Linked DNA regions of Homo sapiens: all the other regions are linked to region 2. A link is an interaction called in ENCODE POLR2A ChIA-PET data of the cell type or tissue named here. Cell type or tissue: GM12878. All regions are shown on one strand. Links, peaks and the distances in the headings refer to the core of each region. The heading gives the core; the rest is flanking DNA.

Region 1 (10,651 bases), core at 3,097-8,096, 300 kb after region 2:
GTAGATGCTGTCCCAGCCACCCACACTCGCTGCCGGGGGAAGAACCAGGTAAGGTTCCCGCACATCGCCCTCCATGAAGCAGGAGCAGGAGCCTCACTGCGGGGCTGGGAGCTGCCTTCCTTCCTCCCACCAGCCTCTAGGGGAAGGATTTGTGTCTGCTGGCCCTCCTCGGTAGTAACAAATTCTGGTGGTGGACAAAGCAGATAGAAGACTACAGAAGACAGACAGGCTAAGGTGATCTGCGCAAAAAGATGGCGGCGGGGGAGAGGAAAGGCAATTCCCAGAATGAAGCGGGGACGTGGGTGGCGAGTGTGTGGTTGGGATTTGAGGTGGAAAGAGGCTGAGAGAGGACTGAGTTCCGGGAGGCAGCTGCCTCCTGCATGGAGGCCTTTCCAAGGGCAAGCGCTGGATAGAGGATTCCAATTATTTGCTGTGCATTGAGAATGCACTCCCAATGACCCAGTTTTTCCAACAAATCAATGACATGAAAAGGAAAGGGGAAAAAAAAAGGGGTGACTTGGAAAGAATGCAACCCGCGCCCTTATTTGAGCCCTGATTTGAACAAACCAGCCATAAAAAGACAGTTTTGACACAATGGAGGAATCTGAATATGGATTTCGTGGTGGACGATATTACAGATTCACTTTTTGTTGTTGTTGTTGTTTTTGAGACGGAGTCTCGCTCTGTCGCCCAGGCTGGAGTGCAGTGGCACTATCTCGGCTCACTGCAAGCTCCACCTCCCGGGTTCACGCCATTCTCCTTCCTCAGCCTCCCAAGTAGCTGGGACTACAGGCAGGTACCACCACACCTGGTTCACTTTTTGTATTTTTTGTAGAGACGGGGTTTCACCGTGTTAGCCAGGATGGTCTCGATCTACTGACCTCGTGATCCGTCCGCCTCGCCTCCCAAAGTGCTGGGATTACAGGGCTGAGCCACCACGCCCGGTCTACAGATTGACTTTTAATTGTGTTAGCTAAGATAATGGCATGGTAGTTGCATTAAAAAGTGTCCTTTTTATTCACAATAACCAAGATAGGGAAACAGCCTAAGTGTCCATCAGTGGATGAATGGATTAAAAACATATACACAATGAAATATTATTTAGCCATTAAAAAAGGGAATCTTGTCATTTGTGACAACATAAATGAACCCAGAGGGCATCATGCTCAGTGAAATAAGCCAGACTCAGAAAGACACATACTGCATGACCTCACTTATATGTGGAATTTAAAGAAGTCAAAACTCACAGAAGCAGGAAATAGGATGGGAGTTGCCAGGGGCTGGAGGGCTAGGGAGGGTGTGGAAGGGGGAGATGTTGGTCAAAGGTGTTTCAGTTAAGAGGAATACGTTCTGGAGATCTATTGTATATAATAGCATGGTGACTGTAGTTAATAGTTCTGTATTGTAAACTTGGAAATTGCTACAAGAGTAAATTTGAAATGTTCTCACCACACACACACAAAAAAGATAACTGTGTGATCGATGGATGTGTTCATTAGCTTGATTTAATCATTTCCCAGTGTATACATATATCAAAATTTCACACTGTTCATCATTCACATATCCAATTTTTGTCACGTGTACCTTAACAAAGCTGAGGACCGGAGAGTGTGGAGAAAAAAGTGTCCTCATCAGAAGAGATGCACCCTGTAGTATTAGGCCAAGATGCCACGAGGTCAGTGTAAGTGGTGGAGGGTAGAGATCAATGAACTAGAGATCAGTGAAATGACGCTGGCAGAAGCTGATGGTTGTGGAAGCAGGGTGTCCCAGTAGCATGGGACAAGTTCCCACTGCAGCCCACACCTGGACCAGGCCATAGCTGGGGCCAAGTTTCCACTCTGGCAGAGCTGGAAGAAAGCAGGCCCAGCCCATCAGACCTTTTAGGGACCTCCAGGGCCTAACTGGGGCAGGGGCCAGGGCAAGGCAGCTGTGGCTGGGGGTGCTCATGTGGTTCTTTAGGACTCCACTGAGGTTCTTTGAGACACACACCAAACTAGAGAGCAGAACATCTTAATCACATCATATTTTAGTGAACCCCAAAAAGTAAATAAGAATTGGCATAGGTTCATGCTGAACTAACCCTATTGCTCATTTCCTATGTTTGACTTCAGTGTATTCAACTTTCTGACGGCCCTGTCACATTGGCCACACCACAGACCCACGCCTTCCATTCCTTCATCATGCCCAAGCCAGAAAGAGCCATTAGCTGACAAATCGCTCCTTTCCACTATGGGTGTGGGAACCTGCCTGGCTGCCAACAACCCAGTTTGTGTATCAGTCTCCCCTTGGTCAGCACCACCAGAGTTTTGTTGGTTATGGGGCGATCTTACTGAAGTTGGTTAGGTGTGCTGCAGCAGCAAAGCTGGAGCCTGCCAGCTGCACCTTGGACGTGCACCAGCCAACTGGGCTCCAATGCAAAGGGCAAGAGCACGATGAAAGAGCACATTTGCAATCCTAGAAGATTGCATCTAAGTTGCAAGGTATAATTGGGACCCTGGTTACATTTTTAGCTCAGGGGAATAAAGCCCATCCCATACTCTCCACTCCAGTAGGGAGTGTCTGTTGGTCAACTTTATGACCTTTTTTTTTTTTTTTTTTGAGACAGGGTCTCACTCTGTCTCTCAGGCTAGAGTGCAGTAGCCCAATCATAGCTTACTGCAGCCTCGACATCCCAGGCTCAAGCAATCCTCGTGCCTCAGCCTCCCACGTAGCTGGGACCACAGGGGCACACCACCATGCCAGGCTAATTTTTAACTTTTGTAGAGACTAGGTCTTACTATATTGCCCAGGATGGTCTCGAACTCCTGGGCTCAAGCAATCTTCTCACCTCAGCCTCCCAGAGTGCTGGGATTACAAGTGTCGACCACCACATCCAGCCTTTTAGTGCTATTTTTTAAAGTACCATTGTGTTCAACTTCAGCTGGTGCCCCCCCTCCAACTCCTAACATAGCCTGCACCCAGCTACAGCGAGGCTTCCTAAAATACAAATCTGGCCCTGTCCTACCTAAGCAGAAACTCGGCATCCCGCCTCACCAGGCCACGGTGGCTTTGGTGTCTGTCAAGCTCCCCATCAGTGGATGAAGCCTGCAGTGCCCGCCCGGCTCCTTTGTGACATGGGTGTGGCCACTGACTTCAGTTCTCTCCAAGAGGTCTTGGGTGCTGCAGTTGCCACCGCCGCCCACCCCCTGGCCGCCCCCACAGCTTCCTCCCTTGGTGAGGCAAAGCACAGCCCCTATGCTTGGTCTGTGTCTCCCGCAGGCCTCTGACAACAGCTGCTTAGGAGAGCTTTCTCAGTCAGCACTGAAAGGGAACTTAGAACCAGCTGAGCTATCAGCCCCTCCAGGCCTGACTTCCCCACTCAGAGCCTCCCCCACTCCTTCCTCCCTCCCCATCTCCTGACCTCTGGGTCTGGGTGGCTGCTCTCCACACACCTCCCAACCGCACTGACCTGGGGAAGCAAGACAGATTCAACAGTCCTGATTTTTGTTTTCACTAATTGCAAAATAATAATAATAGTAATAAATAAATCAAAATAAACCAAAAAGAGAAGGAAAAATTCTCCCATAGTCCCTACCCTATATATGGAATAGAACCTACTTTCTCTCGTTGCCTTTGAGGCTTTGTTTCCAGGCAGAGCCAGCATGACATTGGCAGGCATGGTGAAGAGTCAGTTATATAATTCGGATTTTTTCACTTAGAGCTGTAGATATTCCTTCCATGCCAGTGCAGAGTCTTCATCATTATCCTTTTAAACCACATAATATTCTATTAAATGTATATGCCAGCATTTATTTAACCATTCCCCAATTATAGGTCATTTAGGAAGTTTTTCCTTCCTTTGGGAATTATTGTTTTAAAATATATTCCCTGAGGGTTGGGCGAGGTGGCTCACGCCTGTAATCCCAGCACTTTGGGAGGCAGGGGCAGGAGGATTGCTTGAGCTCAGGAGTTTGAGACTAGCCTGGGAAACATTGGGAGACCCTATCTTTACAAAAAATAGTCCGGTTTGGTGGCGTGCGCCTGTAATCCCAACTCCTCGGGAGGCTGAGGTGGGAGGATAATCTGAGCCAGGGGGGTCAAGGCTGCAGTGAGCTGGGATGGTGCCACCGCACTCCAGCCTTGGCAACAGACTGAGACCCTGTCTCAAAAAATAAAATTAATAAATATAAAATATAGTCCCCAAAGAGGAATCACTACATCAACAGGCCCTAATGCTTTTATGGCTCTTTTTTTGTTTGTTTGTTTGTTTGTTTTCTTTGAGACGGAGTTTCACTCTTCCACCCAGGCTGGAGTGCAATGGCGCAATCTCAGCTCACTGCAACGTCTGTCTCCCGGGTTAAAGCGATTCTCCTGCCTCAGCCTCTCGAGTAGCTGGGATTACAGGCACCTGCCACCACACCCAGATAATTTTTGTATTTTTAGTAGAGACGGGGTTTCACCATGTTGACCAGGCTGGTTTCGAACTCCTGAACTTGCGATCTGCCCGCGTTGGCCTCCCAATGTGCTGAGATCACAGGCGTGAGCCACCGCGCCCATCCTGCTTTTAAAGTTCTTGATAGCTATTGTAAGATTGCCTTCCTGGGAAGAATGGGGTGGATTCCATCAATTCCCCGGCCTAGATCAGCACTTCTCAAAGTGTGGCTCAGGCACTCTGTGGGGAAGGGTGGTCTTGGGACACTTTCTGGGGATCCACAAGGTCAAAACTATTTTCATAATAATACTGAAATGTTGTTAGTATTTCCTTTTCCACTGTCTTCCTTTAGTGAGTGTACAGTGGAGTTTTCTGGAGGCTGTATGCTGTGTGATACCACAATAGACTGAATAGAGATAGGAGAGGCCAACCATCTTTCATAAAGCCCAGCATCACAGAGATCTGTGGAAATGTAAAAATAATGCTTCTCTTCTCACTAAATTTATTTTTTTTTTTTGAGACAAGAGTCTCGCTCTGTCACCCAGGCTGGAGTACAGTGGCACAATCTCGGCTCACTACAACCTCCGCCTCCCGGGTTCAAGCAATTCTCTGCCTCAGCCTCCCAAATAGCTGGGATTACAGGCAACCACCACCACGCCTGGCTAATTTTTCTGTATTTTTAGTAGAGACGGGGTTTCACCATGCTGGCCAGGCTGAACGCCTGACATCGTGATCCACCCTCTCGGCCTCCCCAAGTGCTGGGATTACAGGCGTGAGCCATCACGCCCAGCCAGTTTCTTTGTTTTAATTTCTAACACAGGAAACACTGATAGATATCTACATAGATAAGAGCTTTTTGAGATCCTTAACACTTTTTAAGAGTGTAAAGGGGTCCTGAAGCCACATTGTCTGGGAACCACTGGCCTGCACATGATGTGGCAGAATGCAGAGTGTGCTGGACAGACCTTGTTCAGCCCATCGCCTACCTGCCTGTCTCCCAGGCATGGCACCCAGGACAAGACGCAGAGCAATTAGAGCAATTGGCTTTTTTGTCTTTTTATCTCTTCTTGCCACTTTTATTTTCTTCTCATCTTCTCTTTCCCCTCTTTTTTGTTTTTCTCGTTTTGCTCTTCTTTCCCGCACTCCAGCCTCAGACCTCATAACGAGAGCTGCACAGATAAGGAAACCTTCTCTGCTTCACATAAGTCAAACATTTTTTCTCACATCTAAATAGAGATTCGCGACACTGGAAATAGGTTTTTCATTATTACTAATATCATTCACAAGAAGTGACATGTGTGGTGTTATGATAAGTACACACGTGTTGGCTTTTGTCCACAGTTTCTGGCTCGGAACCCCCATAGTCCCTGTTACAGTCTCGTGTTATGACAGTGGCTGTGTTAGGCCTCAGGAAACAGAATCTCTCTGGCCTTCTCCAGCTCTCCTTTCACCTGCCGCAAGGCAGGACTCGTATCTTCCCCCGCCTTTCTGATTGTGGGTCTTAAGACTCTCCCCAGAGAGGGTTCTGTCCTATGCCCTGAGAGAAGGAACGCTGACATCATGAAGCTTCCATAAAAACCCCAAGAGGACAGGGTTCAGAGAGCTTCCGGAGAGCTGAGCACACGGAGGTTCCTGGAAGCTCCATGCCCCTTCCCCTATACCTTGCCCTGTGCATCTCTTCATCAGTGTCCTTTGTAACATCCTTTAGAATCAACGGGCTAATGTGTTTCCCTGAGTTCTGTGAGTCACTCCAGCAAATTGATCAAACCCAAAGAGGGCGTTGTGGGAACCCCAACTTGAAGTTGGTCGGTCAGAAGTTCCGAAGGGCCAGACTTGTGTCTGGGTCAGGGATAGTCTTGGGACTGAGCCCTCAACCTGTGGGCTGTAAGACTATCTCCAGGTAGACAGTGTTGGAATTGAACTGGAGGACACCCCGCTGCTGTCCGCGGCTTAGTGGGACAACCCCCCACACATCTGGTCCCAGAATTCTCCTTCTGTGTTGATGATTGTTGTCGTGGTGGTGTGAGAACAGAGGAAAAACATGGTTTGGGAGTGTTTCCCTGAAACAATATGCATATTTTTAAAATATACACACGTAATCAAAGAACTAAAAATGAAAATGAGATTTTTTCATACCAACTTGGCAGAGATTTATTAGATGGCAATGCTTAGTGCTGGCAGATGTCTAGGGAAGAGGGCAGCCTATGTGGTTTCTAGAAGGCAACTTGGCAACACATACCAGGGGCCTTAAAAATAGCCTACCCTTTGACCCAGAGGAGTTCAAAAGGCTGACAGCTCCGCTTTGTACCATTCACAACTTAGAGTTGGCTGGGATCTTGACAACTGAGGGTAAGCAGGGATTTTTTTCCCTTTCATTAGGCCCAGAGAAGGTACATTTGTGGGTTTTTTGTTGTTATTGGGGTTTTTTTTTTTTTTTTTTGTGAGACAGGGTCTTGCTCTGTTGCCCAAGCTGGAGGGCAATGGCACAATCATGGCTCACTGCAACCTTAACATCCTGGGCTCAGATGATCCTCTTACCTCAGCCTCCTGAGCAGCTGGGACTACAGGTACATACCACCAGGCCCGGCTAATTTTTTTTTTTTTAATTTTTTTGCAGAAACGGGGGTCTTGCTATGTTGCCCAGGCTGGTCTCAAACTCCTGACTCAAACCATCCTCCTGCCTCAAACTCCCAAGTGCTGGGATTACAGGTGTGAGCCACCACATCCAGCAAGAGAAGGTACATTTGGAGAGGGAGGGGGGGTTACTAGACCTCAAAGATAGAGACGACATGGTCACCTGAGCTCTCATCAGGACATGTGGGCAAACCCTCCTGCAGGCAGCAGGCCAAGGCCTATAGGGACAGGGAAAGCCTGAGGGCGGGCGCAGCTTGTGTGCCAGGAGCCACAATCCTGGTGAGCACTTTGGAATGCTCCTTCTATGCTAAAGTGCTCTCTTCTTATGCCCAAGCCTTCAGTAATAATATTGGATTAAAAGGTACTACCTGGTCTTAGCAGGTGTGATCCAGAAGTCAGCTGGAGCCTGGCCGTGCCTTGAACTCTACATGAGGTTGGCTCATTGTGAGCCCAGAGGGCTAAGGAAGGCCACAGCCCTCCGTGGGATGTCCTGTTGTGTGATCTGGGGATGGCCAATGCCCTCCCAAGTTTTCTGCACATTCCCAGGGCAGGGCTGCTGACACCTCTACAGCCTCTGCTTTTCCCATGGTGCCGCTTGTCAGTTACTTGTCTACTCTTCCAGGAGTCCTATAGAGAACCCCTGCCCACAAGGTGTCATGGGCGTTTCTGAAGCTCAGGGACTGCAGAGAGACAGGGAGATTTCACATCACAGAAACACAAGCTTCCATCGGGCATCTGCACAGCTGAAATGGCCCACGGCCACCCTGTCCCCAGGGAACATCCTCAGGCCGGCCCCCACAGGAGCCAGCCTCTTGGAGGCAGGCTTCTCTCACCTTCTGCCTTCCTGGCCCTTCTCTCTCCCCCTCCTCTTTCCTTCCTTCCAGCAGCTGAAGCCTCTGCATGGTGGCCCAGGTGCTGGCCGATGTCTGCGTCCTCTGCTCCGCCATTTGCCCTAACAGTTGCCAAGGTGTTTCCCCAGCTATGAGGACCTCTGCTGCCAGTTGTCACCATGATGTTTTCCTCTGTTTCAGCTGGGCCTTGGGGAATTAGAGTGATACTTGGGTCCATCCTTGGGTGCAGTGGCTAAGGAAGCATGCGCACCCCAGAAAAGCTAGTTCCCAGGTGGCCAGAAGGAAGGAAGGAGAGGTGGCTGGCTAAAGTGACCAGCAGCAACCAGGTGGAGGTGGTGGTTGTGTGGATCCTGGAGCATTGTTAGGGGCTTCTGAGGTGGGCAGAATAATCTCCCCTGTCCCAGTATGTCTAGGTACAAATCTCAAGAACTGGTGAGTATGTTAAATTACATGGCAAATTAAGGTTGTCAATGGAATTAAGGTTGCCAATTATCCTGGATTATCCTGATAGGCCCAATGTAATCACAAAAGTTCTTGAAGGTAGAGAGTAGGGCAGAAGAGACAGAGGGATAGGATGTGAGAAGGACTCAACCCACTGTTACTGGGTTTGAAGACGGAAGAAGGGGCCATGAGCCAAGGGCTGCAGGAAGAACTGGCTCTGGAAGCTGGAAAGACAGAGAAACAGGTTCTCCTCTAGAGCCTCCAGGAGGACACAGTCCTGCCAGCACCCTGATTTTAGCCCAGTGAGACTTGTGTTGGGCTTCTAACCTACAGAACTGTAAGATAATAAATTTGTGTTATTTTAAGCCACTTAATATATGGCAATGTGTTACAGCAGGAAGGGGAAATAAACACATCTTCCCAGACACTATCAGGGGACAAGAACCTGGTAAAACCCTGTACATCCTGTGTCCCTCAGCTGATTATAAGGAGGGCATTAAAGAGCAGGATCTCCTAGGAAACTGGAGAGGCTGGAAGCATCCAGCATACACATCTGTCCAGTGTGGATCTTCTTAAAAACCAGGAGCATGAGTAGGTGTGAGTCTGCACACGGCCAGGAGATGAAGGCTGGCAGTCCCCTCCACCTCCCCGGTCTCCTGGAACCACCTTCCTGGTGGGGGATCCCCAAGGCGAGTCCTCAGCCTGAGAGGCTCCAAGGTCTGATGAGCAGGCCTGTGGAGCAAGCTTATGTTAGCTGAGCTCATTCTGGAAACCACAGCTTCCCACTGGCTTCTGATCAACGGACCTTGTCTTGCCCAGGAAGCCAAATCGTAACAGAGGGCTTCTGAGCAAGTTCCGAGATGCAAAGGTTTCACAGCCCTGGCTATGCAGCCCCGTAATCGTGCCCACAACAGCTGCCCCTGGCATCAGGTGGACCACGTGCATCCTTGCACCTGGTCTCCTTGCCCCTTCCCCTGACACAGTGTAGATGGCACTGCCAACACCCCATCCAAGCCAGAACTTTCTCTGTGTTTCCACAGTGACAGAGCCAAGCCCCTGCTCTGGGCTGGCTATCATTCTGTGTCCTGAAGAGGACTCGGCTTAACTCTCTTCTAGTTCATTTTCTGTTGGATTTAAAGCTTGGCTTTCAGACTTCAGTCTTAGTTCCCTCCTTTCCATGCCACTGGCCGAAGCCTCCCGGCCTTAAACTTTTTATTTTTAATTTTTGTGGGTAATAGTAGATGTATATATTTATGGGGTACATGAGATTTTGATATAGGCATACAATGTGTAATAATCACATCAGGGTAAATGAGGTATCCATCAACTAAAGCATTCATCCTTTGTGTTACAAATAGTCCAGTTATACTCTTTTAGTTATTTTCAAATGTACAATTAAATTATTATTGACTATAGTCACCCTGTTGTGCTATCAAATACTAGATCTTATTTATTCTTTCTGTTTTTTTGTACCCACTAACCAAGGCCAATGATCATTACTTTAATAAATGCTTTCTTGAAGGTGTTAGTGTTTTTTAAGCATTCAATTTAGTTTGTGTTTGGAATTCAAAGTTAGCAAATATGGCTTCCATGCCACTTGCACTCTTTCAAAAAAGTCATGACAGACATCACTAATCAATTACTGTACTCTTTCTCCCTGAGCCTGGAGTGTCCCAGGAATCCTTAATATAGTCTTCTAAGCAATCCTCATCCAACAATTGGAATTGGCAAGTGAAAAGAAACTAACATGTCATCCCTTGATGCAATTACAGTTAGGGACAGAGTCATCTTTTGAATTCCTCCCACTATGTTTATCCCTTTACTATGTGACAGTAATCTGTCACCAAGAGCTAGCATCCCAACTCATATACCATTTCTGTGAAATTATGATCTCCATCTACTTTGAGTGGCAAAGAAAAGAATAATTCACAATCCACTGTTGAAATTTTGTCAGATAATACAAACAACAAATGTTGTTAGCTGTCTAATTATTTTGTGTTATTTCCTTAAGGAAATTTCTCCTCATTTTTACCCAGTAGAAAGGTCTTGACTTCCTATTTTCCATGTCTCCTTGATGTGACAGCATATCTGAGTCCTTGTTATGGGCACACGTGACAGTGCATCAGATGCTCTCAGGAAAGAAAGTGGCTTTCACACAGATTCCTTGCTCACCTTAACATAACTGTACAGAATTCCCACAACACAGACACAGGCTTTTCTCACCTTACATTCTCTCCAGCCTGTTAAGACAGTTCCAGTGACTAAATCTGGTAGCACATTAGCAGTATCACTACTCAAGGGCCTATTAAACATC
Region 2 (10,651 bases), core at 2,733-7,732:
CAGCAAGACCCTGTCTCTAAAATTTGAAAGAAAGACTGGCCAGGTGCAGTGGCTCACTCCTGTAATCCCAGCACTTTGGGAGGCCGAGGCAGGCAGATCACTTGGGATCAGGAATTCGAGACCAGCCTGGCTAACATGGTAAAACCCCATCTCTACTAAAAATATGAAAATTAGCCAGGTGTGATTGTAGGTGTCTGTAATCCCAGCTACTCAGGAGGCTGAGGCACAGGCATGAGAATCACTTGAACCCAGGAGGAGAGGGTAGCAGTGAGATGAGATCGTACCACTGCACTCCAGCCTGGCTGACAGGGCGAGACTCTCTCAAAAAAAAAAAAAGGGGAAATTTTTTTTTTTTTTGAGACGGAGTCTTGTTCTGTTGTCCAGGCTGGAGTGCAGTGGCACGATCTCGGCTCACTGCAACCTCCAACTCCTGGGTTCAAGGGATTCTCCTGCCTCAGCCTCCCAAGTAGCTGGGATTACAGGCATGCGCCACCACGCCCGGCTTATTTTTGTATTTTTAGTAGAGACGGAGTTTCGCCATGTTGGCCGGGCTGGTCTCGAACTTCCTACATCAGGTGATCCGCCCACCTCAGCCTCCCAAAGTTCTGGGATTATGCATGTGAGCCACTGCGCCCGGCCGAGAAAAATTATTTCTACTGGTTTGTTTCTAGTTTGTAAAAATCCCATTGATTCTTATATATAGACTTTGTATCCAGCAACTTTTGCAGCCGAGTCTTAACTCACAGAATAAAGGGTGGGACGTTCCTGCTTCGGTTCATGCCTAAGAAAGCTCAGTGACAGGCAGATTCTGAAAGTGATGTTCCAGACTAGAAAACATGGAGTGTCTGTGTTTTCAAGGATCTGTGGGCTTTCCCCCAAAGCTTTCTATTGCCTCTCTCCACTCCTCAGTCACTTACCAGGCTCCCAGTGCATCATGGGCAAATGGAAATCTGGGAAATGGAACTTTAAGTTAGAGCCAGACTAGCTGGGAGAAGGGCAGGCACGAGGAGAAGGAGCGGTGGCTCAGCTTCTGTGAGTCCATGGAGGCCAGAAGTCCATCCTCCAGTTCCCTATCTACCCCCCTATATTTTCTCATGCTTTATTCTCATTCCTCATTACAAAAGGGATGTGAGGTGATGCACAAAACTACCTAATTTGGAAAGATAAAATTAATATAGAAGAAGCCTGAGAAACACAAACCCCTTCTCTACAAAAACATTTTGAAAAAAATTAGCCAGGCATGGTAGCACACACCTGTAGCCCCAGCTATCTGGAGGCTGAGGTGGGAGGATCGCTTGAGCTCAGGAGTTCGGGGCTGCAATGAGCTATGATCGTGCCACTGCACTCCAGCTTGGGTAACAGAACGAGACCCTGTAAAAAAAATTAATATATAAGGAAATTGAAGGGAAAATGGGGACACAGACATAAACTGAAATCAGGCTTGGGTGAGCAAAACTATGGAAGGAAAACACATCAGAGTCTAGGGGTTTGGAGAAGCCAGGGTCAAAGGCAGTGCCAGGGCCAGAAGCAGACCCAGATGTTAGAGCAGACCCAAGGGTGTGCCTCATGCCTTAGAGGGTTGAAATTTATTCTGACCACCGTGATCTCTCCTCTAGATGACTGCATTCACTCCTCTCTGTTCACCCGGCTTCTAGCTCTGCTTCCTCCGCACAATCTACTGTCCAACTAGCAGCCAGAGAGATCTTTTAGAAACACAAATTGGCCCCAGAATGGGAGAAAATATCTGCAAGCCACGTGTGATTAAGGGTCTAGCCTAGGCTGGGTGCAGTGGGTCATACCTGTAATCCCTGTCACGCGCGTTCGTGTAAAGAGACCACCAAACAGGCTTTGTGTGAGCAATAAAGCTTTTTAATCACCTGGGTCCAGGGCGGCTGAGTCCAAAAAGAGTAAGCAAAGGGAGATAAGGGTGGGACAGTTTTATAGGATTTGGGTGGGTAGTGGAAAATTACAGTCAAATGGGGTTTTTCTCTTGCGGGCAGGGGCGGGGGTCACAAGATGCTCAGTGGGGGAGCTTCTAAGGAATTTCACAAGGTTTATTGATCAGTTAAGGTGGGGCAGGAACAAATCACAATGGTGCAATGTCATCAGTTAAGGCAGGAACCAGCCATTTTCACTTCTTTTGTGATTCTTCAGTTGCTTCAGGCCATCTGGATGTGTACATGCAGGTCACTGGGGATATGATGGCTTAGCTTAGGCTCAGAGGCCTGACATTCCTGTCTTCTTATATTAATAAGAAAAAAAAAACAAGATAGTATTGAAGTGTCGGGGCAGTGACAATCCCAGCACTTTCGGAGGCCAAGGTGAGTGGATCACTTTGTCTGAGGCGTTTGAACCAGAGCAACTCCGTCTTGATTAGGAGCCGGGTAAAATAAGGCCGAAATCTACTGGGCTGCATCCCCAGATGGTTAAGCCTTCTAAGTCACTGGATGAGACAGGAGGTCAGCACAAAATACAGGTCATAAAGACCTTGCTGATTAAACAGGTTGCAGTAAAGAAGCCAGCTAAAACCCACCCAAACCAAGATGACCAAGAGAGTGACCTCTGGTGGTCCTCACTGCTACACTCCCACCAGCGCCATGACAGTTTACAGATGCCATGGCAACGTCAGGAAGTTACCCTATATGGTCTAAAAGGGGAAGCATGAATAACCCACCCATTGTTTAGCATATAATCAAGAAATAACCATAAAAAATAAGCAACCAGCAGCCCTCGGGGCTGCTCTGTCTATGGAGTAGCCATACTTTTATTCCTTTACTTTCCTAATAAACTTGCTTTCCCTTTACTTTATGGACTCACCCTGAATTCTTTCTTGCACAAGATCCAAGAACTCTCTCTTGGGGTCTGAATCCTGACCCCTTTCCTGTAACATCCTGAAGTTGGGAGTTCAAGACAAGCCTGGCCAACACAGTGAAACCTCCTCTCTACTAAAATACAAAAAATTAGCCAGGCATCGTGCCATGTGCCTGTTGTCCCACCTACTCGAGAGGCTGGGGCACAAGAATCGCTTGAACCCAAGAAGTGGAGGTGGCAGTGAGCTGAGATCGGGACACTGCACTCCAGCCTGGGTGACAGAGTGAGACTCTTTCAAAGAAAAAAAAAGAGGGAGGGGGGTCTAGCATCCAGAATATTTAAAGAACTACTACAACTCAATAAAAGAAACAAGTAACCCAGTTTTAAAATGGACAAAGGACTTGAATAGACATTTCTCCAAAGAAGACATACAAACGGCCAACGAGCACACGAGAAGATGTTCAACATCATTAGTCATTAGGGAAATGCAAATCAAAACCACACCCACTAGCATAACTATAATCAAAGACAGACAATAACGCGTATTGGTGTGGTTGTGGAGAAATTGAAACCTTCGTATTTTGATGGTAGGAGCTTAAACTGGTGCAGCTACTTTGGAAAACAGTTTGGCGGTTCTTCAAAAGGTTCACGGAGTTACCATGTGGCCCCCAAAATTCTACCCAAGATAATTGGAATACTATGAAGCAATTAAAATGAAAGACTTGGCTGGGCACGGTGGCTCACACCTATAATCCCAGCACTTTGGGAGGCCAAGGCGAGTGGATCACGAGGTCAGGAGTTCAAGACCAGCCTGGCCAAGATGGTGAAACCCCGTCTCTACCAAAAATACAAAAAGAAAAAAAAAATAGCTGGGCGCGATGGCGGGTGCCTGTAATCCCAGCTGCTTAGGAGGCTGAGTCAGGAGAATCGCTGGGACCCAGGAGGCAGGGGCTTCAGTGAGCGAAGATTGCACCACTGCACTCTAGCCTGGTCGACAGAGCAAGACTCCGTCTCAAAAAAACAATGAAAGACTCCTACTATGTGTGACAACTTGGATAAAATCTCATTCATCTACTATTGAGTGGAAGAAGCTAGGAGAAATAAGTAGAAATTGTATGATTCCATTATATGAAAGTCAAAAATAGATAAAGCTAATTTTTTGACCTATGTCAAGAGTATAGAAAGGAACCAGAAATCCTTGGCCTTGGAGATGGCAAGAATTAGGGCCTCAGTCACCACCTGGGCTCTGGAATTTTCTTCGCTTTTTGTCTCAGCTTCTGTTTAGAAGTTAGCTTCAGTCCCTCCAAATGTCTTTTTCTTTCTTTCTTTCTTTCTTTCTTTTTGAGACAGAGTCTTCCTCTGTTACCCAGGCTGGAGTGCAGTGGTGCAATCTTGGCTCACTGCAGCCTCCCTGTTCCAGGTTCAAGCGATTCTCCTGCCTCAGCCACCTGAGTAGCTGGGATTACAGGTGTGCGCCACCATGCCCAGCTAATTCCAAATGTCTTTTTCTACAATCCATGGCCTGTGGCAGACTCTGGATGCACATATTTCCAGTCCCCTCATTTGGAACAAGACCTCTTTTCATTTACATCCCATTCAAAAATTGCTAAGGAGGCTTCTAACTAGCCAGAGATTATAAATACTGACCCCTGGCTTGTCTGGCCAACAATAGAATAGGCAGCTCCCACGAGGCCCCTGTGGTTGGAGTTGGAGGTGGGGAGAGGTCTCCCAAAGAAGGCCTCTCCAATGGGATGTGCTGTTTCCAAAAGATGGATGGGTGCTAGGCAGACAAGCTCATAGATATCCACACCATTCAGATCCAGCTTTCTTGGAATTCACTCAACTGATGCCTTCTTCCTTCCCAGACCAACAGTTCATGCCCCAGTCCTCTCCTAGGTTGGTCCACTCACACAAAATCTTACAAGCAGCTGGAGAAACACCATCAGGAAGCCGGGCTTGATGGCTCACCCCTGTAATCCCAGCACTTTGGGAGGCCGAGGCAGGTGGATAACCTGAGGTCAGGAGTTTGAGACCAGCCTGGCCAGCATAATGAAACCCCGTCTCTACTAAAAATACAAAAAAATAGCTGGGTGTGGTGGCGCACACCTGTACACCCAGCTACTCAGGAGGCTGAGGCAGGAGAGTCACTTGAACCTGGGAGGCGGAGGTTGCAGTGAGCCAAGATCACGCCACTGCACTCCAGCCTGGGCAACAGTGTGAGACTCCATCTAACAAAAAAAAAGAATGAGATCCTAATACTAAAAAAAGTTCAAGATATGTTAAGTCAAAAAGCAAGTTGCAAAACTGTATCTATGGTAACATGATAATAAGGATGATGATAATAATAATACTATCTATGTTAGCAGATGCAGAAAAAAAAATCCAAGCAATAGACACCAAATTACTAACGTTAATAGGTGCTGGAAAAGGGGATCGAGTGGGGAGATTTATGAGAGACTTTCATATTTCTTTAGGATTGAAAGCATAAAATAATGGTCTAATTTTTAAGAAAGGAATTTGAAAGTTGGGGACAGTGTGACAGATGTTGTTTGATTGCCTTCCAGACAGATGTCTTGTGTCCACAAGGTTGTTTAAGAATTCAGACTTATCTCCTTGTTCACTGACCCATAACACAGCAGAATAAATGTTTGACATGGGAAAATTCTCGGGGACAAAAGAGCTTATTCAAGCAGAACTAACAGCCATGCACTATCTCATAATCAGCAGAGAAACGGACATGGTGCCTGTGCTGGGGGTGGGGACAGGCAGAGGAGAGGCTACAGAGGGCTTACAGGGAACAGTAGTAGCTCTTGTGGCTCAGGCTTTGCTGAAATTGATGCAGCGGTGGCCTGAATGGTGGAGATTCTAGGCGCGAGGCCACAAGGAGGAAAGTCAGGAAGACGGAGATGCCTATGTGATTGAGTGCTTCAAAGCAGGAGCAGACACAATTAATACAGAAAATGAAGAGGGCAAGATGCACGAATCTTGAAGCAGGTGATAGGGGAATCACATGCTCTTGAAATGAAGGCCTGTTTTAAGGAGATCTGCATAAAACATGCATCCTGAGTTTTTCTTTCTTTGCTTTTTAAAAAGTTTATTTTTTTTATTGTGGCAAAATACACAGAACATAAAATGTACCGTCTTAACAATTTTTGAGTGTAATGTTCAGTGGGTGTTAATTACGTTCATCTTGTTGTGTAACTGTGACCAGCGGAGGGTGTCCAAGTTCTTGGCGTCTTGAACAAAGAATTGGACAACACGCATAAACAAAGCAAGGAAAGAATAAAGCAACAAAAGCAGAGATTTATTGAAAATGAAAGTACACTCCACAGGGTGGGAGCGCCCCAAGCATAGGGGCTCAAGAGCCCCGTTACAGAATTTTCTGGGGTTTAAGTACTCTCTAGCTGGGCGCGGTGGCTCACGCCTGTAATCCCAGCACTTTGGGAGGCCGAGGCGGGCGTATCATGAGGTCAGGAGATCAAGACCATCCTGGCAAACACGGTGAAACCCCGTCTCTACTAAAAATACAAAAAAAATTAGCCGGGCATGGTGGCAGCCGCCTGTAGTCCCAGCTACTCGGGAGGCTGAGGCAGGAGAATGGCGTGAACCCAGGAGGCGGAGCTTGTAGTGAGCAGAGATCGCACCACTGCACTCCAGCCTGGGCAACAGAGCGAGACTCCATCTCAATTAAAAAAAAAAAAGTACTCTCTAGAGGATTCCACTGGTTACTTGGTGTACGCCCTATTTCCTGTCATAGCTGAAGTGTTTCCATTTGATTTCATTCTAGGAAATCAGCATGAATCGGCCTTATGTTCCCTGTCTCCAGACCCTATTCTCCCGCCTCACACCCATCACCACCATCCATCTCCAGAACACTTTTCATCCCGTAAAACTGAAACTCTGCACCCATGAAATAGTAACTCCTCATTCTCCCCCTCCCCCAGCCCCTGGCACCACAATTGTACTTTCTGTCTCTATGACTTTGACTACTCTAGGTACCCCCATAAGTGGAATCAGAAGGTATTTGTCTTTTTGTGACTGGCTTGTTTCACTTAGCATAATGTCCTCAAGGCTCATCCCTGTTGTAGCATCTGTCAAAAGTTTGTTCCTTTTTAAGGCTGAATAATATTCTATTCTATGGAGAGACCACATTTTGCTTATCCGTTCATCCATCAATGGACACTTGGATAGTTTCCACATTTTAGCTATTGAGAGTAGTGCTGCTGTGAACACGGGTGTACAGGTATCTCTTTGTATCCTTGCTTCAGTTCTTTTGTGTGTATACCCAGAAGTCATCCTGGGCTTTTTTGGCATGGGGCAGGTTATTTCTCAATAAGATGGCAGTAGTAATAATCCCTGACTTGCAAGCTGCCTTCTACTTTTCCAAGGATGTTCCCATCAAATCCTTCCCTCATTTGATTTTCACAACCTGCAAGGAAGGCAAGGCAACTGGCATCCATATGGACATGGAAACCGAGGGCCAGGCTCCTGGTGTCAGGCTCCCCCACCCCTCAGGATGTGGCATTCCCTTCCAGGCCCCATCTGAGCACATAGGTGGCCGCATGCCCATTTCGGTCTATCTCAGCTTCAACTCTGGCTGGCCTTCTACCATGTATTTTATTGTTATTGCAGCAAATATTTTTTGTATTGTTAGATATGAGTTATAAATTTCTTTTCAAAGAATTAACATGTCAATATGTTCAATTATTTGCCTTCTACTTTTAAACTTCCTCATAAAGCAAGCTTTTTCAATTACCTACTCCACCCTGACTCATTCTGATCACCTGCTCCACCCTAACTCATTCCTATTACCTGCTACCTGCTCTGCCCTGACTCCTGCCAAAGCACTCACTCCATCATTCTCTTTAAATTAGCCAATCAGAATTAGTTTAGCCTGTGCGGTCTAACCCTAGCCAATAGGGGAATGACACAGCAGCAGGGGCCATGTGCATCAGAGATAAGAACCCCTTCCCCTCCCTTGTCCAGGTGTGCGCTCACCATTGCTCCATCTGTAAGGGCGCACCCTTCTATAGAAGTAACTTGCCTCGCTGAGAATTAAAAAGAAGATTTTATATTCGAGTGCTATTTCTTTTACGGCACCGAAACTTTATATATAACAGTATCATAGACTCTTTGTGGAGGGAGGTGAGAAAGAGCTATTTCCAGGTCCTTATACGTATAAATAGGCATGTCCACTAGCCCCCCTTTCTTCAAGGCAGCTAGATGGGAGGGGCACTGGTTTCCCAGAATCAGCTTTAATTCCATTAAAGTAGATCAGAAAAATGGCTTATGCATTTCCTCAGGAATGTTGATTATTTTTTCCCAGAAGGAAGTTGTTAATTGCATCACACACAAAAAGTTTTGTCCCAGACCAGTTTGGGGACAATTATTTTTCTTTTCTTTTTCTTCTTTTTTTTGACACAGTCTCACTCTCTGTCACCCAGGCAGGAGTGCAGTGGCACAACCTCAGCCCACTGCAACCTCTGCCTCCCAGGTTCAAGCTATTCTGCCTCAGCCTCCCGAATAGTTGGAATTACAGGCGCCCACCACCATGCCCGGCTAATTTTTGTATTAGTAGAGACAGGGTTTCACCATGTTGGCCAGGCTGGTCTCGAACTCCTAAACTCAAGTGATCTGCCTGCCTCGGCCTCCCAAAGTGCTGGGATTACAGGCGTAAGCCACGGCACCTGCCCAATTTCTCTTTTACAGATTGTTGGTGTACATAAAAATCACCCTAGGTGCTTATTGAAAATGCTAATGTGTTCATAAAGGAGGGTGAAGTGGTTGCCTCCTCCATATCTGAGGTCTAACAGGTGACTCCGCTCCTCAAAGGTGACCCTTCCCAGAACCATCTGCTCCACGGAGGCCACTGGTCAGTTGGCTGCTGGTCACACCGGGACCAAAGTCTTGGGGTATATGCAGTGGCCTTCCCCAGAGCCTCCCCAAAGGCAAGGGGGTGGGAAATGTTTCAAACCTGGGATAGAAAGAACCTCCCTTCCTTCCCCAGGCGAGCACTCCAACTTGGGTGTAGCCAACATTATTGAAATCTTGGGAAGACAGACAGGTCCCAGCCCACCCCCAGTGGCAAAATAGATGTTCCTTTTCTTACTGAGCCTCTCGGCCATTCTGCCAGCCTCCCACACAGTTGCTCTACCCCTTGGTGGGCAACACAAGCCCTGCCCCCAACCGCCTAAACATCCTCCCCACTTTAGTGTGACGAGCAGACACCTACAAAAACCACCCGCCTTTCCTTCCCACACCAGCCCGAACCTAGGAGGCCTTTCTGCGTATTCAAAGCTGGGAGAAGGTGCTCTTCCTGCTCTCCCCACCTGTGAGGCAGGAGATGGAGCTGAGGACCTGACTGCCTGTCACTGTTACCAGGTTCTTGGCATTTTGAACAATGAATTGGACAAAACCCACAAAAAATGCAAGGAAAGAATGAAACAACAAAAGCAGAGATTTATTAAAAATGAAAGCACACTCCACAGGGTGGGAGCGGCCTGAGCCAGCGGCCTTAAGGCCCAGTTACAGAATTTTCTGGGGTTTAAATACCCTCTAGAGGTTTCCATTGGTTACTGTGTAAATGAAGAGGATGAAGTAAAGTTACAAAGTCATTTACTCGATGTACACTCTTTGTGAATGAAGAAGATATTTGCTGTCATCACTGAAGTGTTTCCAGGTTCCCTGCCTCCAGGCCCTATTCTCCTGCCTCATTGCCACCTCCTACTCACGGCTCTGTTTTTTCAGGTAGGATGTTGAGGTGGAGGATCGGCAAAGACAAGGGGCTCTTTGATATGAATGAAGCTGTCAAAGGCGTTTGAACCACAGCAACTCCATCTTGATTAGGAGCTGGCTAAAATGAGGCTGAGACCTACTGGGCTGCATTCCCAGATGGTGAGGCATTCTAAGTCACAGGATGAGATAGGAGGTCAGCACAAAATACAGGTCATCATAAAAACCCTGCTGATAAAACAGGTTGCAGTAAAGAAGCCGGCTAAAACCCACCAAAACCAAGATGGCCGTGAGAGTGACCTCTGATCGTCCTCACTGCTACACTGCCACCAGCGCCGTGACAGTTTACAGATGCCTTGCCAATGTCAGGAAGTTACCCTACATGGTCTAAAAGGGGAGGCATGAATAATCCACTCCTTGTTTAGTATATCTTCAAGAAATAACCATAAAAATGGGCAACCAGCAGGGCTGCTCTGTCTATGGAGTAGCCATTCTTTTATTCCTTTACTTTTCTTTTTTTTTTTTTTTTTTGAGCGGGAGTCTCACTCTGTCGCCCAAACTGGAGTGCAATGGTGCAATCTCAGTTCACTACAACCTCCGCCTCCTGAGTTCAAGCAATTCTCCCACCTCAGCCTCACAAGCACCTAGGATTACAGGCGCCTGCCACCTCGTCTGGCTAATTTTTGTGTTTTTAGTAGACAGCGGGGTTTCACCATGTTGACCAGGCTGGTCTCAAACTCCTGACCTCAGGTAATCCACCCTCCTCGGCCTCCCAAAGTGCTGGGATTACAACCATGAGCCACCGAACTTGGCCCTTTACTTTCTTAATAAACTTGCTTTCATTTTATGGGCTCACCCTGAATTCTTTCTTGCATGAGATCCAAGAACCCTCTCTTGGGGTCTGGATTGGGGCCCCTTTCCTGTAATAAAGCCACCTGACCCTGCTCCCAGAGCTTGTCCCCTTTCTTCCTGTGGCAAATGCGTCTCAGCAAAGGCTGCAGGACGATGCCGACACAAAGGAAGGAGCCCAGGCCGGCAAGGCTTGAACACCCCCCAGGATGCCTGGACTCCTCACAGAGGCCCCCCAACTTGGACTCTGCTATAAAAG
Region 3 (10,651 bases), core at 2,052-7,051, 61 kb before region 2:
TATGAGAAGTCCTGAACAGGCTCCCAGAGATAGGGAGATGGTTCTTCCCTTGCCATAAAGAACACAACAGGAAGAGTACAATCACACACTGAAGACATGGCTTCCTTCTCTGTACCTCAGGGCACTGTTCAAAACACCTGAATTCCAAGGCTCCAGAACTACCCAAGAAAATTTAAACACTTTAGACAAGACAATAGCAAGGCAGAAATTTGTTTGATAACAATTATAATGGCACAATTCTCTGGAGGTTTCATCTGACATAAATAGACATTACAAAGAAATACTGCTTCCATCATCTTAGCTATCTTAATTTTGTTTTATTCTTGTATATTGTATAAATCACTACATATTTGTAGAGCACATCCGTTTCAATTTCACTCCAGACATGTCACCATTACCATCCACTCCCACCCCAATACTTGCTACAAAAGAACAGAGTGGCCAGGCACAGTGGCTTACGCCTGTAATCCCAGCACTTTGGGAGGCCAAGGCGGGTGGATCACCTGAGGTCAGGAGTTCAACACTGGCCTGACCAATATGGTGAAACCCTGTCACTACTAAAAATACAAAAATTAGCCAGGCGTGGTGGTGGGCGCCTGTAGTCCCAGCTACTCGGGAGACTGAGACAGGAGAATTGCTTGAACCCTGGAGGCAGAGATTGCAGTGAGCTGAGATTGTGCCACTGCACTCCAGCCTGGGTGACAGAGCAAGACTCTGTCTCAAAAAAAAAAAAAAAAAAAAAAAAAGAACAGGGCTTCAGTTAGAAATAGAGTGTCTTGTCCAGGCAAGGTGGCTCACGCCTGTAATCTCAACACTTTGGGAGGCTGAAGTAGGAGGTTCACTTGAGGCTAGGAGTTTGAGACCAGCCTGAGTAACATAGCAAGACCCCATCTCTACCAAAAAAAAAAAAAAAATTAGAAAGATGTGGTGGCATGCACCTGTAATCTCCCAGCTACCCGGGAGGCTGAGGTGAGAGGTTTGCTTGTACCCAGGAGACCTAGGCTGCAGTGAGCCATAATTGTGCCAATTTACTCCATCCTGGGCCACCGAGTGAGATGCTGTCTCTAAAAAAAAAAGAAAAAGAAATAGAAGTGTCATCTTTAATGACATCTGTTTACCCCATTACCTTCTACCTTATACAATAATTAACCAACAGAAAAGGGTCTTCCCACAAAAGGCATAAAAGGCCTATCAGGCAGTTAGCAATATACTAAACTTTGAATCCAGGATGCCAAATATAAATTAATGTGGGGGCCGGACTACAGTGGGTGACGTAATAAACTTCACTTATAGTATACATTTTTTCAGTGATAAAGGAATTGTCTCTGAGGCTTTCAAGAAAAGGAAATGGCTTTGTTATTGCATTTGCTATCTCCACCTTATTCTCCTTGAAGTGATTGGAAAAGATCTCACAGGAAATCTCCTTCTTCTGGACCACTGCAAACATCTTAAGGAAAAAAAAATACAAAGAGAAAGTAAACATCAAGATTCCCAGATGCCTTTCCTAGCCAAAACATTCCAGGCCCAGATGACTTCACTTGCAAGTTCTTCAAAACATACATTTAAGAAAGAAAATAACCAATCTTACACAAACTCTTCCAGTGAAGAAAGAAAAAAGGAACACACTCTAACTCACTAGAGAAGGATAGCATAATTCTGATATACAACCTGACAAAAGCATTACAAAAATGAAAAGTAGAGGTTACTATCTCTCGTGGACAGAGATGGGAAAACTGCAACAAAACATTAGCAAGTCAAATCCAGCAATAGGTAAAAAGAATAATACATCATGACTAAGTGAGACTTATTCCAGGAATGCAAGAATTCTTTAACATTTAAAAATCAGGAAATCATGCTTGTTTCGGCAACACATACACTAAAATCGGAACAATACAGAGAAGATTAGCATGGCCCCTGCACTAGGATAACACATAAATTTGTAAAACACTCCATTAAAAAAAAATCAGGAGGCCGGGTGCCGTGGCTCACACCTGTAATCCCAGCACTTTGGGAGGCTGAGGCAGGTCACGAGGTCAGGAGTTCGAGACCAGCCTGGCCAACATGATGAAACCCTGTCTCTACTAAAAATACAAAAATTAGCCAGACATGGTGGTGCGTGCCTGTAATCCCAGCTACTCAGGAGGCTGAGGCAGGAGAATTGCTTGAACCTAGGAGGTGGAGGTTGCAGTGAGCCAAGATTGTGCCATTGCACTCCAACCTGGGCAACAGAGCAAGACTCTCGTCTCAAAAAAAAAAAAAAAAAAAATCAGGAAATGTATATCACCAGATTGACAAAATAAAGGGGAAAAATATATGATAATTTCAATAGATCCAGAAAAAGCTAAAATATAATAAAATATCTGTTCATGATTTTTAACTCTCAGAAAACTAAGAATAGAAAGTAACTTTTTTAATATAATGAAGTATATAAACAAACAAAACCCTATGGCTAACACTATACTTAAATGTGAAATACTAAATACTTCCCCACTCAATTTGAGAACAAGACAAAAATGTCTACTGTCACCATTTCCATTTAACACTTACTAGAAATCCTAGATAATGCAATCAGGTGATAAAAAGAAATGAAAAGAATAAACCCAAAAGGGAGGAAATGTAACTACCATTATTTGCAGATGACTATATACTTGGAAAATCTAAAGAAATGAACTATTAGAATTAATTAGTAACTTCAGTAAAGTATCTGGATTCAAGGTTAATATGCAAAAATCAATTGTATTTTTGTATACTAGCAAATTATAAGTTTAAATAAAAATAGAAAAACAATATCCTTTTCAAAAGCATCAAAACCACTAACAATAAAGGTAAATCTAACAAAAGATGTTCCAGAACACTACACTGAAAATCATAGAACTTTTGCTGAGAGAAATTAAAGAAAGCCAAAATAAATGGAAAGGTATATTTGTGGATTGAAGACTAAATATTAATATGTAAGTTATCCCCAACTGATTCATAGATTCAATATAATTTTAATAAAATTCAAGTGGAATTGTTTGTGGAAATTGACAAATTGATTTTAAAATATAAATGAAAATGCAAAAGACCAAAGTTAGCCAAAAGAGTCTTGAAAAAGAATCACAATGTTTTAACTTCATATAAAGTTACAATAACTAAGACAACATGATATGGGCATAAAGATAAACATATAAATCAACAGAGACTACAAGAAAGAGAAACACACACATAAGGTCACCAAATTTACAACAAAGACACCGCCACATTTCAGTGGGGAAAACGATGGTCACTTCATGAAATGGTATTGTTGGAGCAATTGAACACCCTACCTCATACCATACACAAAAATTTATTTCAAATGAATCATAGACCTAAATATGAAAGATAAAATAGTAAAGCTTCTAGAGCAGGTAGTATAATATCTTCTTGGCTTAAGGTAGGCAAAGATTTCTTGCAAAAGATCCCAAAACACTAACTATGAAAGAAACCACTGACAAATTAGACTTACTTAAAACTAAGAACTTTTGTTCATCAAAAGACACTATTAAGAGAGTGAAAAAAAGCCACAGAATATGTGAAGATATTCACAACACATATCCAACAGAAGACTTCTATGTAGAACATGTAGGAAGAATGTCTAGTAATTAGAACACAAAAATCCCAATTTTTTTTAAAAAAATAGGCAAAATAACAGGCATTTCATAACAAAATACTCAAATGACCAATAAACATATCAAAAAGTGCTCAAAAGCATTGTTTTTCACGGAAATGCAAAGTAAAAGCTCAATGAGATACCACTATGCCAAGATACCACTATCTATTCACCAAAATGGCTAAGATCTACAAAAAAAAAAAAAACCTAGCATCAAATGTTGAGAAGAATATGCTGTTTGAAACACTCATACGTGGCTAGTGGAGTGACAATTAGGACACCCACTTTGGAAAACTGGCAGTGTCTACTAAAGCCACCCTATGACCGGGCAATTACACTCCTAGGTCTATACCAAGAAAAACAAAGCAAAACCAATACAAGAAACCTCAGGGTTCAAATGTCTTTGTCTCACCCAGGTAACATTTGCAAAAGGGTAAGCCAGGATAGGTAGCGTTCCATCACCAGCTATCACTTGCCACTTTTTACCTGATTTCTCAGAGCTTAGTTTCTTCTACTTTACAATATGCAGTTGGCTTTATGACCCAGTTCAAAGAAGTTTTGGAATAAAACTAAGTATAAGTAAATAAATATAAAAACCCACATGGAGAAAGATGACAAAGGAAGGGAGAAAAAGACGCATCCTCTGTTCACTTGCCACCTCCACCTGCTGACTTCCTGGTCCTGCTACTTTCTAGGCTGCAGAGCCCCATGGGGGCTGACACACCATCCGTCAACATCTATGAACTCTCAGGCCCAATGTGGGCTTTCCAACATGGCTCCCAGGGACCAGAACAAAAAGTCTGAACTGACTCACCCAGAAAGTAGAAAAGGGAAGTGAAAGTATTAATATTTCTGAATGCCTCTGTATTTGTGAAAACTAGGCCACAGATAGTGGGGTTTCTCAACTCTTGTGAAAATATGGTAGCCGGGAATTAAGAAGGACTTACAGAATCATGACTGGAGGACCAGAAGAGGGTACAGGCCAAGGAGGAGGAACAGGAGGCCAACTCCAAGAAGTCCATGGAAGTCAGGGGATCATGTGTTTATGCAAAGGAAAGAGGGCAGAAAACTCTATTTGACCAAAGCTGACTGAAGTTGTTTCTAGGTGAAGTAACATAGTTGATGTTAGAGAGAAGTAAAACTCTGTTTGCCTCCTCCCCTTGCAGACATGGCCATGGGAAAAAAAAAAAAAAGGGAAAGACAGAAACTTCCAAGCCTTTCTCAGGCCTATGAGTTGGTGGGGCACATTGTGACCTTGACTGGACAAGTTAGACCCCAAGCATTTGGATATAGGTTGGAGGAAGCTGAAATGCTCTACATCATAAAGTCAGGGGAATGCCCTTAGAAATTTCTGGAAAGCAGGCAGGGAGGAAAAAGAGAAACCTCTGGACCACTGGGGCCAGAGGCAGGAGCCAAGTTGGTAAAAATAGCCAAGCTTTTAAAGATAGTACAGATATAAGGCTTTTAAAAAATATCCCCAGAATTTGACACTCCTCCCATTGACAGGTGGAGTCTGTGTCCCCTTTCCTTTAATCTGGGATATGTGACTGCTTGACCAACAGAATGTTTGAATATGGCAGAAGCAATGCTATGCTGATATTAAGACCAGGTCTTAAACCACAGGAGGGCCCCAGCCAGCCAGCCAGCCATGTGGTGCGCCATATTGGAAGTTGATGCTGCAGCCCTGGTCGAGCTGCCAGGAGATACCCATCTAGAGCAGACACACACCATCTCCACTGAGCTCTGTCCAAACTGCAGGTGTATCACGAAATAAAATAAGACTTTTATTGTTTTAAATCACTGCTTTAGGGTAGTTTTTTTTTTCACAGTAGTATAACTAGAACAGATTTTGAAGTAGGATGCAGTTATAACAAAAACATAAAACATGGGGCATTTGGCTGTGGGACAGAGCAGTGGATGGAAGCCTAAAGGTGTTCCAGAAGATGTCAGTGCAGTGTATGAGAAAGCGAGAGAAACACTAGTGGAATCTGGAGGAAGGAGACCCTTGTTATATAGTAGTAAAAGTTCTGTAAAACTCTCACCTGCAGTCATGGGGAAGTAGAAAATGTACCTAACAAAATCAATGACCTAGAGATGTCCAGGCAGTGGAGCTCAGAAATGATTCTCATGGGATGGGCCAAGAGGATGAGAACCAAGATTATCTAGGTCTTAAGGGGTGAGATGAAGATCCAGCTACATTTATGTTTGTACACAGTGATTTTTTTCACTCATACTCTGATATTATTCAAGAAAGATTTGAAGTGACTTTTTAAAATACTGAAATGTATCAGTACAAAGTTAAAGATAAATTGGAGCAAAGAGAGAATGAAAGTAGGACATGAACTAAAACCAGGGACCAGAACTCTGAGCCGAACTGTGGGGCAGAGACAGGGAGGCAGCTGGGAGCCCCAGGGATGCTAGAATCTAGGGCTTAAGGTGAGCAGAGCCCAAAAGCAGGTGAGGATTCAGGGGCCCCAGGGGTACCGTGATCCAGAATGATGCTTTCCAAATCATGTTCCACTGAATCTGACTTCTGACTGTTTTTTGGTTTGTTTGTTATGTTTTGTTTTGTTTTTGATACAGAGTCTCGCTCTGTCACCCAGGCTGTAGTGCAGTGGCATGATCTTGGCTAACTGCAACCTCTACCTCTCTGGTTCAAGCAATTCCCCTGCCTCAGCCTCCCGAGTAGCTGGGACTACAGTCACACGCCACCACATCTGGCTAATTTTTCTTGTATTTTTAGTAGAGATGGGGTTTCACCATGTTGGCCAGACTGGTCTCAAACTCCTAACCTCAGGCAATCCACCCACCTCAGCCTCCCAAAGTGCTGGGATTACGGGTGTGAGACACTGCGCCTGGCTGACTGTTTAAGAGGAATCCCAGGACATAAGGGTTCTGTGCCCAAATAATGAAAAATGTGGGTCAACGAGGCTTCTATCCTTCTTCTCCTGCACCCCCCACCCCTGGCTTGCGTTCTTGCGTTTCTCTCCCCACAAATTGGGTACACATCCCAGCACGCCAATGAGGACATCTTCACCGGTGGACAGGCACATGCAGGTCCTGCACATGCGTGGGTCTCTCCCTCTCTCTGCCTTCTCCCTCCCTCTCCCTCTCTCTCCCTCCCCCACCCTCTCTCTCTGGCTCTGACTTGTCACTTGTGTGTCACACGTCTCACTGAAGCAGGATGTGCTCCCTCCCAGCAGAACCATCTCTCCAGAGTGCTGCTCTCTTTTGCTCCCAACCATTATGGGGCAAGTTAACCTAAGCAAGAGAGTGGCCCAAATGTGCTGACTTCTCTGACTCCCTTGAAAGAACAAAGCACTTTGGTGTTCCTCAGATGGCTGTTGGGAGGATTAGAACTCTTGTGGTTCAGAAATAACCCTTTGATTCTAAACCCCATGCCCTAGTCAATAGTACTCCTTCCTGGAGTCTTTCAAAAAAATCATTCCAGGCCAGGCACAGTGGCTCATGCCTATAATCCCAGCACTTTGGGAGGCCGAGGTGGGAGGATCACTTGAGGTCAGGAGTTCAAGATCAGCCTGGCCAACATGGTGAAACCCCATCTCTACTAAAAATACAAAAATTAGCCAGGTGTGGTGGTGTGCACCTGTAATCCCAGCTACTCAGGAGGCTGAGGCAGGAGAATCACTTGAACCTGGGAGGCGGAAGTTGCAGTGAGCCGAGATCATGTCATTACACTCCAGTCAGTGACAAGAGCAAGACTCCATCTCAAAAAAAAGGAATGAGGATCTTTACACTATGGGGAACATATCAGATTCTTGGTTAAGATTCAGAATAAACACAAACCTAAGTGGTAAGGCGAGTAAAAGACCTATGACAGAGCACTTGGCTTAAAGAGAGAGGACACTCTGGTTGACTCTGCAAATCCCCTCTGCCTCAGATGACTGCTCCAAGCCAGTTGTGGTCATCTGTCTTCCTCCCTGGTCACTCGCTCATGGATGGTCAGGACTAAGCCAGTTTGCACTGATGACATGCAAGGAGTTTTCCTGGAGCTTCTGTGCAAAACCAGCCAGTCTTCCTCACCCTGCGGCTCTAAACAAGGCCCTGTCTCTGAGCTGCTGCCAGCAGTCATCTTATGACCACGAGAGGAACCACCAACCTCAGGGTGAACATATTCTCATTATTTAGGCCAACTTGAGTCAAGATATTTGTTAACTTGTAGATCCTAACTTTAAAAATCTTCAGAGTTGATTATGTGAGAAGCAAAGGGTTGGGAGGAAATAAAAAGAAACAGGAAAAAATAGGATCCGTTTAAGAACCAGGCTTGGGAAGAAGAAAAATTGTCTGTTTGTAAATGACATGATCTTACATATAGAAAACCCTAAAAACACCATCAAAAAACTGTTAGAACTAATAAACGAATTTCATAAAATCGCAGGATACAAAATCAACATTAAAAGTTCATTGTGGGAGTGAGGACAAGACAGCCAACTAGATGCAGCCAGGAAACATTTCTCCCACTGACAGAAACCAAGATATCATGTAAACCATCACATCTTGGATTGATTTTCTGAGAGAAAATACTGAAAGTGGATAGAGAGGCAACACAGACATCGAGGCTGAAGAGGGAGGAAGCTGGGAAGCCTGCATGGGATTGTCGAGTATCAGGACCAGATCCTAGTCCTGAACAGGACCTAAGAAAGGAACTGTGGGGCACCATTTTCCTGTTGCAGGCCTCTGGGATCCTAGCCACAGGAGAACACAGCGACCCCCACAGACATTTGAACTGGCAGGAGGAACTGTCTGAAGAGTAGGCAGAGGCAGAGTTGGAACCTCTGTGGAGTCCAGAAGGTTTTGCTTGTGGGGCAGCTGCAGCGATACACAACCATAGGCACCTATCCCCCAAGGCTCTCAATCTTGCTCTGAATGACGGTAGACCCTGAGGACCACCAGCCTGGGAGAGAGCAGGGCCTTTTCCGCAGGACTGAAGTGCATCTGATCTACATGCCCCTTTGTATACTGGCCCCTCCCGGGGCCGCTGCCTCACTGCTCCCACAAGAGTATGCACACAACACAGCCTCCACTGCCCTGCCCGAGTGTTTGGCTGGTGGCCTGGGAGCAGTTCAGCCCCCAGCTCAGCCGGTGCTCAACCTAGAGGAACTAGAGGACAAAGCCACGGTCCTGGCCCCAGTTGCCCAGGGTTTGAGTACACTGCTCAGGGGTATTGAGCTGGGATCTGTAGCCTGAGCTCGAGTGGTAGAGGAGCCCCCACTCTCAGACACTGAGAAGAGGAAGGCACAGGTTCGTGCACCAGTGCAGGAGCTTGGCATGTATCCCTCACAAGACCCATCCAGGTAGGGTGTAGGTCAGCCGCAGCCTCTGCCCAAGGGAGCCCCATGGCCCAGAACACCTAATAACCCAGTGATCTGAGCACAAAAGGCTAAGGGTAAAACTAGCTGGTCAGGCCTGCCCCAGGGGCAGACAGTGGTGGGTGATCCATCTGGGGGAGCATGAGCTGCACAGTCCCACAACAGTCTGCTGGGTAAAAACCCCAGGCCACAGGCGCCAACCAGCTGCCCACACACAGCACAACCACCCTGCCAGGGAATCCTCCGCCCTGACCCACTGCATCAACAGACCACCCACAGACATACCTACAACCTGCCCTGACTCTGCCAAGCACAGAGAACCAGCAGGCCCCCAGGAAGTTTCCAGGTCTCCCGGTGACCTAACCTTTAGCTTGGACCACCCCTAAGGGGGAAGTACAGCCCTCCTGGGCCTTGGAGCCAAGGCCCAGAAATAAACTTGGTGAGAGGGTCATTTCTCATCCCCCCAACTCCCCTTCCCCAGAGCACTGCAGCAAACACACTGAAATACAAAAAAAAGCACATAGCTGAGTAAGACCTGTCTGCTGGCCCTTACTCTTAAGCACCATTGACTGGATCACAGCCTGAATTACACCACCAAACAAAAATAAATTCCTTCAACACACATCGCCTGTGAAACAAAATACAGGAAATTAGCCACAACTAAGAAACAAGTACAGAGCTTTGGCCCCATGGAAGCACCCAGAAACAAAGTCAATCAACTATACACAATATACACCACAGTCAACCCTCACGGGAAAAACAGAATATATAAACAAAAAGCCCTATGCAGATGACAGCAACTTCAAAAAGATAAAGAAACACCAGCCTTCTCCAATGAGAAAGAATCAGCACAAGAACTCTGGCAATTCATAAAGTCAGAGTATTTCCTTGCCTCCAGAGGTTTACACTAGCTCCCCAGCAATGGATTGAAATGTCTGAAATGACAGATATAGATAGAGTTCAGAATCTGGATGACAAGGAAGATTCAAGAGAAAGTGGAAACCCAATCCAAGTAAGCCAGTAAAACAATCCAAGAATTGAAAAATAACAGTTATTTTAAGAAAGAATCAAACTGAACTTGTAGAATTGAAAAATTTACTACAGGAATTTCAAAATACAATTGGGAGCCTTAACAACAGACTAGACCAAGCTGAGGAAGGAATTTCAGAGCTTGAAGACTGACCCTTTGAATCAACCCAGTCAGAAAAAATAAAGAAAAAAAAATTTTTATTAAACAAAACTTCTGAGAAATATGGGATTATATAAAAAGACCAAACCTATAACTCACTGGCATTCCTGAGAGAAAAGAAGAAAGAGTAAGCAACTTGGAAAACATATTTGAGGATACTATTCATGAGAAGTTCTCCAATCTCACTAGAGAGGTCAACATGCAAATTCAAGAAATTCAGAGAACCCCTGCAAGATACTATACAAGACAACCATACCCAAGACACATAGCCAAAGTCAATGCAACAATGACAATCTTAAAGGCAGCTAGAGGAAAGGGTCAGATCATGTACAAAGGGAACCCCATCAGTCTAACAGCAGGCTTCTCAGCAGAAACCTTCCAAGCCAGAAGAGTGGGGACCTATTTTCAGCATTCTTAAAGAAAAGAAATTCCAACCAAGAATTTCATATCCCATCAAACTAAGCTTCATAAGCAAAGGAGAAATAAAATCCTTTGCAGACAAGT

What was found. Peaks named below come from ENCODE experiments on the same cell type or tissue, not always from the same donor. Only the 100,000 strongest peaks of a DNase experiment are listed, where the experiment ranks them.
Region 1: POLR2A ChIA-PET joins it to region 2 with 6 read pairs; 1 of 35 experiments calls an interaction of 5 or more read pairs at or near these places.
Region 3: POLR2A ChIA-PET joins it to region 2 with 7 read pairs; 6 of 35 experiments call an interaction of 5 or more read pairs at or near these places.

The regions. Positions count from the first base shown.
Region 1 is chr2:230,944,924-230,955,574 of GRCh38, forward strand. It overlaps a transcript of GPR55 not described here. Among named protein-coding and RNA genes, the nearest start is that of GPR55, 25 kb to the left of the region's middle. RefSeq lists enhancers at 1,679-1,838, 5,136-5,185, 5,396-5,465, 5,656-5,705, 5,836-5,895. In GM12878, for the core only: no CTCF peak of the experiment used is centred there; DNase peaks (open chromatin) are centred at 3,258 and 5,738; H3K4me3 peaks cover 1,243 bases; H3K27ac peaks cover 5,000 bases.
Region 2 is chr2:230,645,246-230,655,896 of GRCh38, forward strand. No RefSeq gene overlaps it. Among named protein-coding and RNA genes, the nearest start is that of LINC01907, 50 kb to the right of the region's middle. In GM12878, for the core only: no CTCF peak of the experiment used is centred there; a DNase peak (open chromatin) is centred at 5,496; H3K4me3 peaks cover 779 bases; H3K27ac peaks cover 767 bases.
Region 3 is chr2:230,585,269-230,595,919 of GRCh38, forward strand. It overlaps LOC112268431 (a long non-coding RNA gene), which reads right to left and starts at 4,388. Exons shown (of 5, transcript XR_002959453.2): 1 at 4,230-4,388. It also overlaps the pseudogene RNU6-451P. RefSeq lists enhancers at 3,986-4,135, 4,296-4,545, 7,383-7,432. In GM12878, for the core only: a CTCF peak has its summit at 4,312 (motif pointing left); DNase peaks (open chromatin) are centred at 4,093 and 4,493; H3K4me3 peaks cover 1,873 bases; H3K27ac peaks cover 5,000 bases.